Regions from separate parts of the Homo sapiens genome. Here region 2 is linked to region 1. The links are chromatin loops, found by intact Hi-C in ENCODE. Cell type or tissue: endothelial cell of umbilical vein. All regions are shown on one strand. Each heading gives the region's core, and the rest is flanking DNA. Links, peaks and the distances in the headings are about the cores only.

The links. Hi-C counts contacts between places; a loop is a spot of excess contacts. Peaks named below come from ENCODE experiments on the same cell type or tissue, not always from the same donor. Only the 100,000 strongest peaks of a DNase experiment are listed, where the experiment ranks them.
Region 2: a loop joins it to region 1, with 9 times the contacts of the local background. A loop is called at or near these places in 1 of 110 quality-filtered maps.

Annotation. Positions count from the first base shown.
Region 1 is chr1:186,760,927-186,765,333 of GRCh38, forward strand. No RefSeq gene overlaps it. Among named protein-coding and RNA genes, the nearest start is that of PLA2G4A, 66 kb to the right of the region's middle. In endothelial cell of umbilical vein, for the core only: no CTCF peak of the experiment used is centred there; a DNase peak (open chromatin) is centred at 2,305; H3K27ac peaks cover 2,171 bases.
Region 2 is chr1:186,942,675-186,947,081 of GRCh38, forward strand. It overlaps PLA2G4A (phospholipase A2 group IVA), which reads left to right. Exons shown (of 18, transcript NM_024420.3): 11 at 3,963-4,100; 12 at 4,195-4,287. Among named protein-coding and RNA genes, the nearest start is that of PLA2G4A, 120 kb to the left of the region's middle. In endothelial cell of umbilical vein, for the core only: no CTCF peak of the experiment used is centred there; DNase peaks (open chromatin) are centred at 1,487, 1,807 and 2,667; H3K27ac peaks cover 3,109 bases.

The DNA of each region.
Region 1 (4,407 bases), core at 331-4,330:
ATCAGAAAAACAAAATGGCATCTTCTGATATTAAAATCAGTGAGAGTAAAAATACAAATGAAAGAGCTTGGCCTCCTGCAGGGATGATTTGCAAATGTGTTGGGCACAAATTTTCTAAATTTACTCAAGGTGAAAAAGAATATCAGCCCGAAGATATGAATGTAATATAGATCATGCAATAGAAAATGTAGCCTTAATTGTTTTGTAATACATCCTATAGTTTGATGACTGCTTCAAAAGGGAAATTAAAGAGTAAAAATGTGTTAGTGTTTTGTATAGCACTAAAAAAAAAGCAGTAAGAGGCCAGCTATATCTGGTGGTTATAAATGTTCAAATCACTTAGAAGAATGTGTTTTCTGTAGTTAAAATGGGATAATTCTCTGCATTTACCATAATCTGTAAATACAGACACTTATCAACATTCTTCAGGTCCATTTTGCTGTATCTTTATTCTCATTATAATTCTGATTATTAATTTTAATAGATATTTAGGCCATGCCATTGAATATTTGTCACAAGTCACTCATTATTTTATGCTCTTTGAATGAGTTAATTTAGTTTTCTAGCAACTCTCAGTTTTCTGTTTCACTGACAAAGAAACTCAGAATCACACTGAGGAAGTGACTTTGAAAATGGGGCTACTAGAAACCCAGCTGATGAGTTGCAGGGTTGAATTTCAGATAGATTTATCTGATGCTGAATGCCTTGATCTTAGCTAATGCAGTATCCTGCCTCTCATAGGAAATAGAGGCTGGTATTGGAAAGGGGATAGTGAAAAGTTATATCTTCAATTAAAACAAATGGATTTACCTTCTTTTTTATATCTTGTGTGAGTTTTGTTGATTTTTGTGGTGTACCCTCTGTCTTTCAGGTGGAAAAAAAGTAAAGAAGATCAAAAGCCCAGTATTATGCATTCATTGTTGGTATGACTTATATTGTTGTTAAAAGATACTCCATCTCCTGTCTACTAAATATCAGACATTACTCATTTTTGCTTAAGAAACATTTCCCAGATGGTCTCAATTTTATTTTGTGTGCTTCCTAGATCTGACTGTATGTCCAAAGTCACCTGTTTCAAGAGTACATTGTGTATCTCTCTCCATTAGGAATAAATCACTGATCTCATCTTCAGTATTTTAAAGTAAAAAGATTAATTCTCTTTGGATCATAAAATACTAGGACCAATTTAAATGAAACATGTGACATTTGCATAAATTTGTTCTTGCTTTGGTTTTGGTCTTCTCATTTTATTCAAACACAAAAATTCTTGTAACACTAATAATAAACTCTACTCTATCCTCACGCTGTCTTGCGGCTGCAGCTACTGGACCAAGATAGCTCTGGACTATCAATGCTGGTACTAGATACTTCTATATAAATTTTTATTATAACTCCAACATCTGAAATGTAATGGAGATTATAGTTCATTAATGTTACTATTCTCTTTAAATATGGCGCCTGTTTATTTCTACCTGTTTTTACAGAACACTCATAAGACCCTATTCTGTTTGCACCTGACAATTTAATCTGTGTGTTGTCTCCCTCTGGCTGTGAGATTAATATATTTTGACCATTCTATGAATTGCTTGAAAATAGACCTTATACACTAGTATTTGAAAGTTTGTCTTGTAATACCTTGCAAAACTTCATACACTTTTTGTTATCATACTAACCAAAAAAATATACGTGGAAGGGTAAAGATCGATAAATCAATTGGCTAAGTAAGTGATTGAGATTTCTGCTTCCTTTTATTTCTTCCCTGTTATAGATTCAAATTTAGAATTTCTATAGTTATATATGGAAATAAGGCCTATTCATTCAACAGTCATTTATCAGTAGTCACTGAATTTCCTGCCCTGGGAATCACAGTCTAGCAGCATAAGCAGAAAGGTTGACAAAGTAAACAACTAGAGTGGAAAGTCTAATCAGACAACTTTGCTAAGGTGACCACTTTTAACTCTCTACCATTTTTAATTCATTCTTGTCTCTGAAGGGTGCTTGTGCAGTCACAACTATGTATTCTTTTGTAAAACAGCTTACAGGGGAAAAAATTGCTGATAGTGTTGTTCATTTACATTTAATCATATTTAAAACCAATTTAGACTAGCTTGGATATTAAGGAAATTCACTGATTTATATTATTCCATAGCAACCTGACGTTAAAGAAAATATTAAACCAAGAAGCTTGTGTGCACAAATAGACTTGCCTTTGCATTGGGGAGTCCTAGAGAATTCCAGAAACATGAGCTGATCTTTTAGTAACCATAACAATGTTATCAAACACAAACATACAAGGCATTCTTTTCCAAAGTTGATCTGGAAACATTGGGATTTCCTACCTAAGGCTGTTTTCATTGGAGAGGGGTTTAGTAGGGTGAAAAGTTTACACAGTAAGAAGTAATGGAGAATGGGAGATAGAAGTCTCAATATCATATCCTCTGTTTTTCTTTTCTTGCTGTGATTGACTCATCTCATGACTACAGTGACTTATTTGACCTGTCTATGCCACAGTTTACTAACCAAACTGTGACACGACACTGCTGAGAGTTTGATTTACCATCTCTTTGTGTATTGTTGACATTCACCACTGGAGGATAAGTACTAAAAAACTATATTAGACAGGATTTTTGCAGGGGTCTAATTTCATTAATAAGAAATGTTTGGAAAAGGCAAAACTATAGAGATAGAAAGCACCTCAATACTTGTCTGGGGTTGATGGTTAAACTGGAAAGTGACTGCAAAGGGGAAGAGGGAATGTTCTGAGGGGATAGGAGTGTCCTTAGAGGAAACCGTGGTGATGGTTGTACTGCAGAACTGCGTACATGCACTAAAAGCCATTGAACTCTATATTAACATCGGGTAGATGTCAAGGTATCTAAATTATACCTCAATAAACAGGTAACTTTCCTGTTGCTCCCACTTCAGTGAGAGAAAAGGCAGAGTCCTTACCATGACCCCAAGGATTGGCATGATCTGGCCCCTTTCCTGCTTCTTTGTTCTCAGCCTTCTCCCCTCACTCACCCACTCAGCCACCTCCTGCCTCTGGGCCTTTGCACTGGCTGTCCCTTTATCTTAAACAATCATCTCTGTATCTGTGTGAGTCCCTTCCTTTCCCCCTTCAAGTCTTTGTCCAAATGTCACCTCCTGAGAGAAGGCTTTCCAGACAACTCTACTAAATTGCAACCTTCCCACCTATCTTCTTCCCCAGCTTTGTTTCTCTTCGTGGCACTTATCACCATGTGTGGATTTTTACATGCATACTGTACATTTTTCTTATTTGTCTGGTATACTGTTTGTCCCTGTCCATCTTCCACCTCCCTATCCTACCTTCAACTAGAAACCTGGGCTCCAAGAAAGCAGGGTCTTCTTTGTCCATAGCCGTGTCCCCAGCATTAGCACAGAGCCTAGCGTGTAGCAGTAGCTCAAAACACCTTAGTTAAAGGAATGAATGGCAGAGCGGTGGGCTCTGTGTCTGAACCTCTGGATAAAGCAGGAGCAGATGGTCTAGGGCGTGAGTCTGGGCCCAGGGACTGCCATATCTGTGCTAGTTTTCATGGAGGTAGAGGGGACGATGGTGGTAGCTGTGGACAGTGATGGCTAAGACACTTTCTGATCTTGGACCTGCATATCTCATCTCACAATTTCCAGGGACATCCCCTAAGGGCCCCAGGAGGTAGCCAAAACCATAACGGATGTACAGGGGCCACAGGAATCCAGGCTTTCTAGCACATCCTCACTGGTCATCTGAATATACCAAGAGTATCAGATAATCCCACCTCATCCCAAGATGTTTCACGATGCATTCATTACCCACCTGAAGAACACCTGCTCTGTGCCTGCCCCTGAGCCTGACAGTGCTGAAGACAGCACTATTAGGGTGGTGACTGAGACAGTCCTGGCTCTGCCCTCCTGGGGCCCTCAGTCTGGTGTTGGGGAGAAAGACAGCTCAGTCACTGCACAGTGACCACCCAGAATGAGCAGGGCAGGGGTAGGGAAATCATAGCTGGGGCGGGGTGGGGGGGTGCCGCGGAAGCCCAGAGGTGGCACCTGACCGTCTGAGGAGGTTCAAAAAGGGGTTCCCAGGAAAGGGAACATCTGACATCTGCAGGACTAGTAGGATCCACCTGGTAAAGAGAGGAGAAACATGGGCAAAACCTGGGAGGAAAGAGATGGTGAGGCAAACTCCTGGAAATAAAAGAGGTTTACAACGACTGACCCTCCTCTAGTCCAGTGGTTTTCAAGGAAGAGGAATTTTTCTCCCTCGGAGACACTTGGCAGTGTCTGAAGACATTTTTGGTTTGTCACAACTGGAGAGGAGTATGTACTGCTAACATCTCATGTGTAGGGGCCAGGGACAGCTTCTTAACAACGAAGAACTTGCCAACCCAAATTATCAGTAGTGCTGAG
Region 2 (4,407 bases), core at 88-4,087, 180 kb after region 1:
AAACTTAACTAAAATAATTAAAGAATAAATAATATTTGGGTGAGTGGATATTCTGGGTTCTTTTAGACTGAAAAAATGCTGTTTTATATTCAGTTAGTAGTCTTTGGACCTGGATGTGTCTTCTTTTGACATCTGCTTCACTGCAGTACTGCTACTGAGATGAGTGGTGCATCATTAACCTTCATTGTTAAGCTTCTGTCATAAGGCGGGTTGAGCTGTGTCTTCCAACAGATTTAGACAAAATCATTAAACATTAATTATATGAATCTTGTACCCAGATAAGACATCTTAAGGTACATGTCTTGAGTGTTCAAGTAGCTTTACTTGAGTTACTGGGAAAAAAAGAATAGAGACACGTCTGTAATTTATTCTTCCAATATATGCTTAGATTGAAAGTGGCTGTGTAGAAGAAAAAGTTGAGATAGTCTCTGAATTATATTTTTAAAAGTCAAATAATCAAATTAGCTTACAGAAGCTTTATTAACAATTTTACTTCAACAATACCGGATAATATTTTCCCTTCCTCTTGGAATAATTTTAAACACACCTTTCATTTAGAAATTTCTTGGAAATTTTCAACAAATAAACATTGGTGTTTAAACTGTTAGAAATTCCTGACTCCTCCACTACATCACATTGCTGAAAGGACTTAAAACGTTCATTTAAAAATTTCCACTGGTGAATAAACTGCATTTATGGATTACAACTTATGGTTATGAACTTAGCATCATGCTAAATTTTTTGACAGACACTTTAGAAGTACAAATATAGTATTTTTCCTCAAGAAAGTTATAATCCTATTGAAAGAGACAAAAATAAAGCATGGAAAAATTCCTATAATATACCTAGACCTGACATAAGTGTGTAGACCTGACATAAGGGTGAGATGTCATAGAGATTTAGTATAGTTGTAAGAAAGGGTGATGAAACTTGGATTTAAGTCGAATGTAGAAGGATCTATCAAGTACGGGTAAAAAGATACCTTTGTGTGGAAACAATATGAGAAAATGCTCAGAAGGGAAGCCAGAGTTATGTTTTGGGCATCACTATTAAAAAAAACAACTAGTCTAGGACTTATGCACACATTGGTGAAGAAAAGGTGTTGTATTTGGAGGCACCAATAGTCCCAAGTTATGGAATGATTTTAATTCCAGACAGAAATATTTTTATTTGATTTTGATGATAATGGAAATAGTTAATGCTTTTGTGCAGGGCAATAAAATTATTTATGTAGTGTTTTTGAAAAAGTCACTTTGGTGACCAATAAAAACAGAATGGAAAGGAATGAAACTGGAAGCAGAGATATCACTGTGCTTTTGTGATAAGGCCCTGGAACTAGGGACATACTGATAAGAAAAGAATAGATGGATATGAGAGGCCTAAAGGTTATCGGTGTGATGCAATGATGGATTTGATAGAGTGATAGCATGGTTTACTGAAATAGGTAAGCTGGCCCGGGAAGAAGGGTGATGAGTTCTTATCTAGGTAAGTATAGTGGGAGGAGATGACAGAATATCTGAGTGTAAGGGCCCCAAAGGAAGTTGAAAGTACATGGAAGCGCAGGAGAGAGGTTGGAGTCAAAAGGTAGAGTCACCAGCAGGAGAGAATTAGTTGAAAACTAACACCGTGAGTTCTTCAGTGAGGGGTGCAGAGCTCATTTTAGCTTTTGAGAATGCCTAAGTTACTATGTGCCCAGGCCATGGCGCTAATCAAGAAGAGATCGCTAGAAAAGCAGGAACCAGGAAGTTGTTATGCCTCAGTTCCCATGATAGGGTTGTGAAATTGAGAGATAGGAAATTACTTGTATGAATACAGGAATTTTCCTAACAGCCTCTGATTCATTGCTAGTTATGTCTCACAAATTCCACGTAAATCGTTGTAAATCACACCACTTTCTGATGAAGAATATATGTACCATTTGGCTTTGACATATAATGAATTACAATGTTATCAAAATTGTGATTTCATCACTTCCTTCATGAAAGGAAGGTGTTGTGACCTACCATTGAACAAACAATAAATATAGATCCACAATTCCTTTTCCAAACCTTTGGTGACATGTGTTTTAGAATTCAAAATGTTTGGATTTTGGAGATATAAAGATACTCATATTGTGTATTACCTAATACCCCATTGGGTTCTTATAATCAGTGATATTTCTCCAATAGGATATATAAATATCCACATTGAGTGGGATAAATGAATTATAAGAGCCCCCACTAACATTCAAGCCTGATTTCTCACTAAATGAATTCAGATTAGATTTTACAAACAAATGAGTAACAAAGAAGCTTATGAATTTTTGAATTGTTTGGATTTTGTATTGTTGGATAAGATATTACAGACATATTATAATTTCAGAAAGAGAAAAGCTAGAAAAAAAAATGAAGTGGGTTAGAGAATTATGAGTTGGGCAGGGGTGGATGATGTTGGGATTTTAAAATGGACCATCAGCAAAGACCCTAAAATAAAGATTAAGTAGGAGCAAGCATTATAACTGCAGAAGGGAATAGCAAGTGTAAGGTGCTGAAGTGGGAATGAACTTGACTTCTTTGAGGAACAGCAAGAAGATCTGTGCCGTGTGGCTGAAGTGAAGTGGGATACGCAAGACAAAATGTGATAGAACATTGTTAGGAGGGATGTGGTCACATCACACAGGGAGTGGGATCTAGGCCAGGACGGAAACTTGTCGGCCCTGTTTTTATTTTCAGTGTAATGGGAAGCTTTCAGATGACACTGGTGTGCTGTGATTTATATTTTTAAAGATTTATTCTGGCTATGGGATATCAAAAAGATAATAAGTGAACAGAGTAGAAGCATTTTAGGAGGTTATTGTGGAGGTCCAGGAGAGAGAATACAGCAATTTGTATCAGTACGATCACAGTGGACAAATGGATAAGTGACCAGGTTCTAAACATACCTCGTGATAGAGCCTACAGCACTTGATTTTTCCTGTGTAAGCTATAAGGGAAAAGAGAACCATCAAGGGTAATCCTGAAGTGAGTAGTGGCATGAATAATATAGTACCATTTACCAACAAGAAGAAGAATGAAGGAGTTGCAAATGTAGAAAATGGGAATCAGAAACCAGGAGTTCTTGCTGAAGACATCAAGATGCAGATGATAATTAGACATAGTCGTAGCCATGGGAATACATGAAACATAAAGTGGCTACTATTTATTGAGCAATTAAAATGTGCTATGTCCTCTTCTAAGCTCCTTACATTTCTTAACTCAGTGGATCTTCAAAACAATCCTACACACTATCTACTTGTGATATGTGATTTTATTCACATTTTATAGATTAGGGACCTAAGACAGAGAGAATAATACCCAAGTCAGTAAGCACAGCTCATAAGCAGCAAAATAGGATTTGATCCCAGACAGTCCAGCTCCAGAGCCCCCGCGCTTAGACAGTATACATCTCTGGCACTATTACCATGTTTTTCTAAGGCATTCAACCTAAAAACTTTGTATTGCAATCTTGTGGAGTTAGAATAGACAGTTAGTGAGCAAAATTGAAGTGAAGGTGAAGAAAAGATAAATGTTAGAAAACATTTTATTTCATTTTAATAAACTGTTTGAATTGCTTAGAAGAGTTTAATTTATTCTGTATGCTCCATGAAATTTATATCTAGTTAGCAGTTTTCAGTTTCCTGTTCTGTAGAATGAAAACTGGCTTCAAAAAGACATCTGAGTTTTTAAATAGAAAAGTGCATCTAATTTCTGCAAATTAGAAGGGATCTTTTTGTATCGTCTTGTCTTATTCACCTCTAAGCGTTTTTCCCCCAACTTCTACACAATGTCATATACATAATGGGCATTTGGCTAATGTTTTCATTTTGATATTTTAAATACATGAATGAGAATAAGCATAACATTATTAAAGTGATCATTAATTGTGCACACCATGCCATAGCATTTTCCTATTAATGGATTGCCTTGTTTTTAAAATACTTTCAGATTGGGTTGAATTTAGTCCATACGAAATTGGCATGGCTAAATATGGTACTTTTATGGCTCCCGACTTATTTGGAAGCAAATTTTTTATGGGAACAGTCGTTAAGAAGTATGAAGAAAACCCCTTGCATTTCTTAATGGGTAAGTGATCAAAATAAAAATATATCATTGACTTGCTTGACTATTTTGAAACCTGGGATATTTTAAGTTATTTTCTGTTTCTGTTTTATTTTAGGTGTCTGGGGCAGTGCCTTTTCCATATTGTTCAACAGAGTTTTGGGCGTTTCTGGTTCACAAAGCAGAGGCTCCACAATGGAGGAAGAATTAGGTATCCTAAAGATATGCTTACATTGATACAAATCTTGCTACATTGATAAAGTTTATTGACATATATAGAGAGAATATTAAATCTTTGTAAATATTTCAACTATTCTAAATTTATTAATAA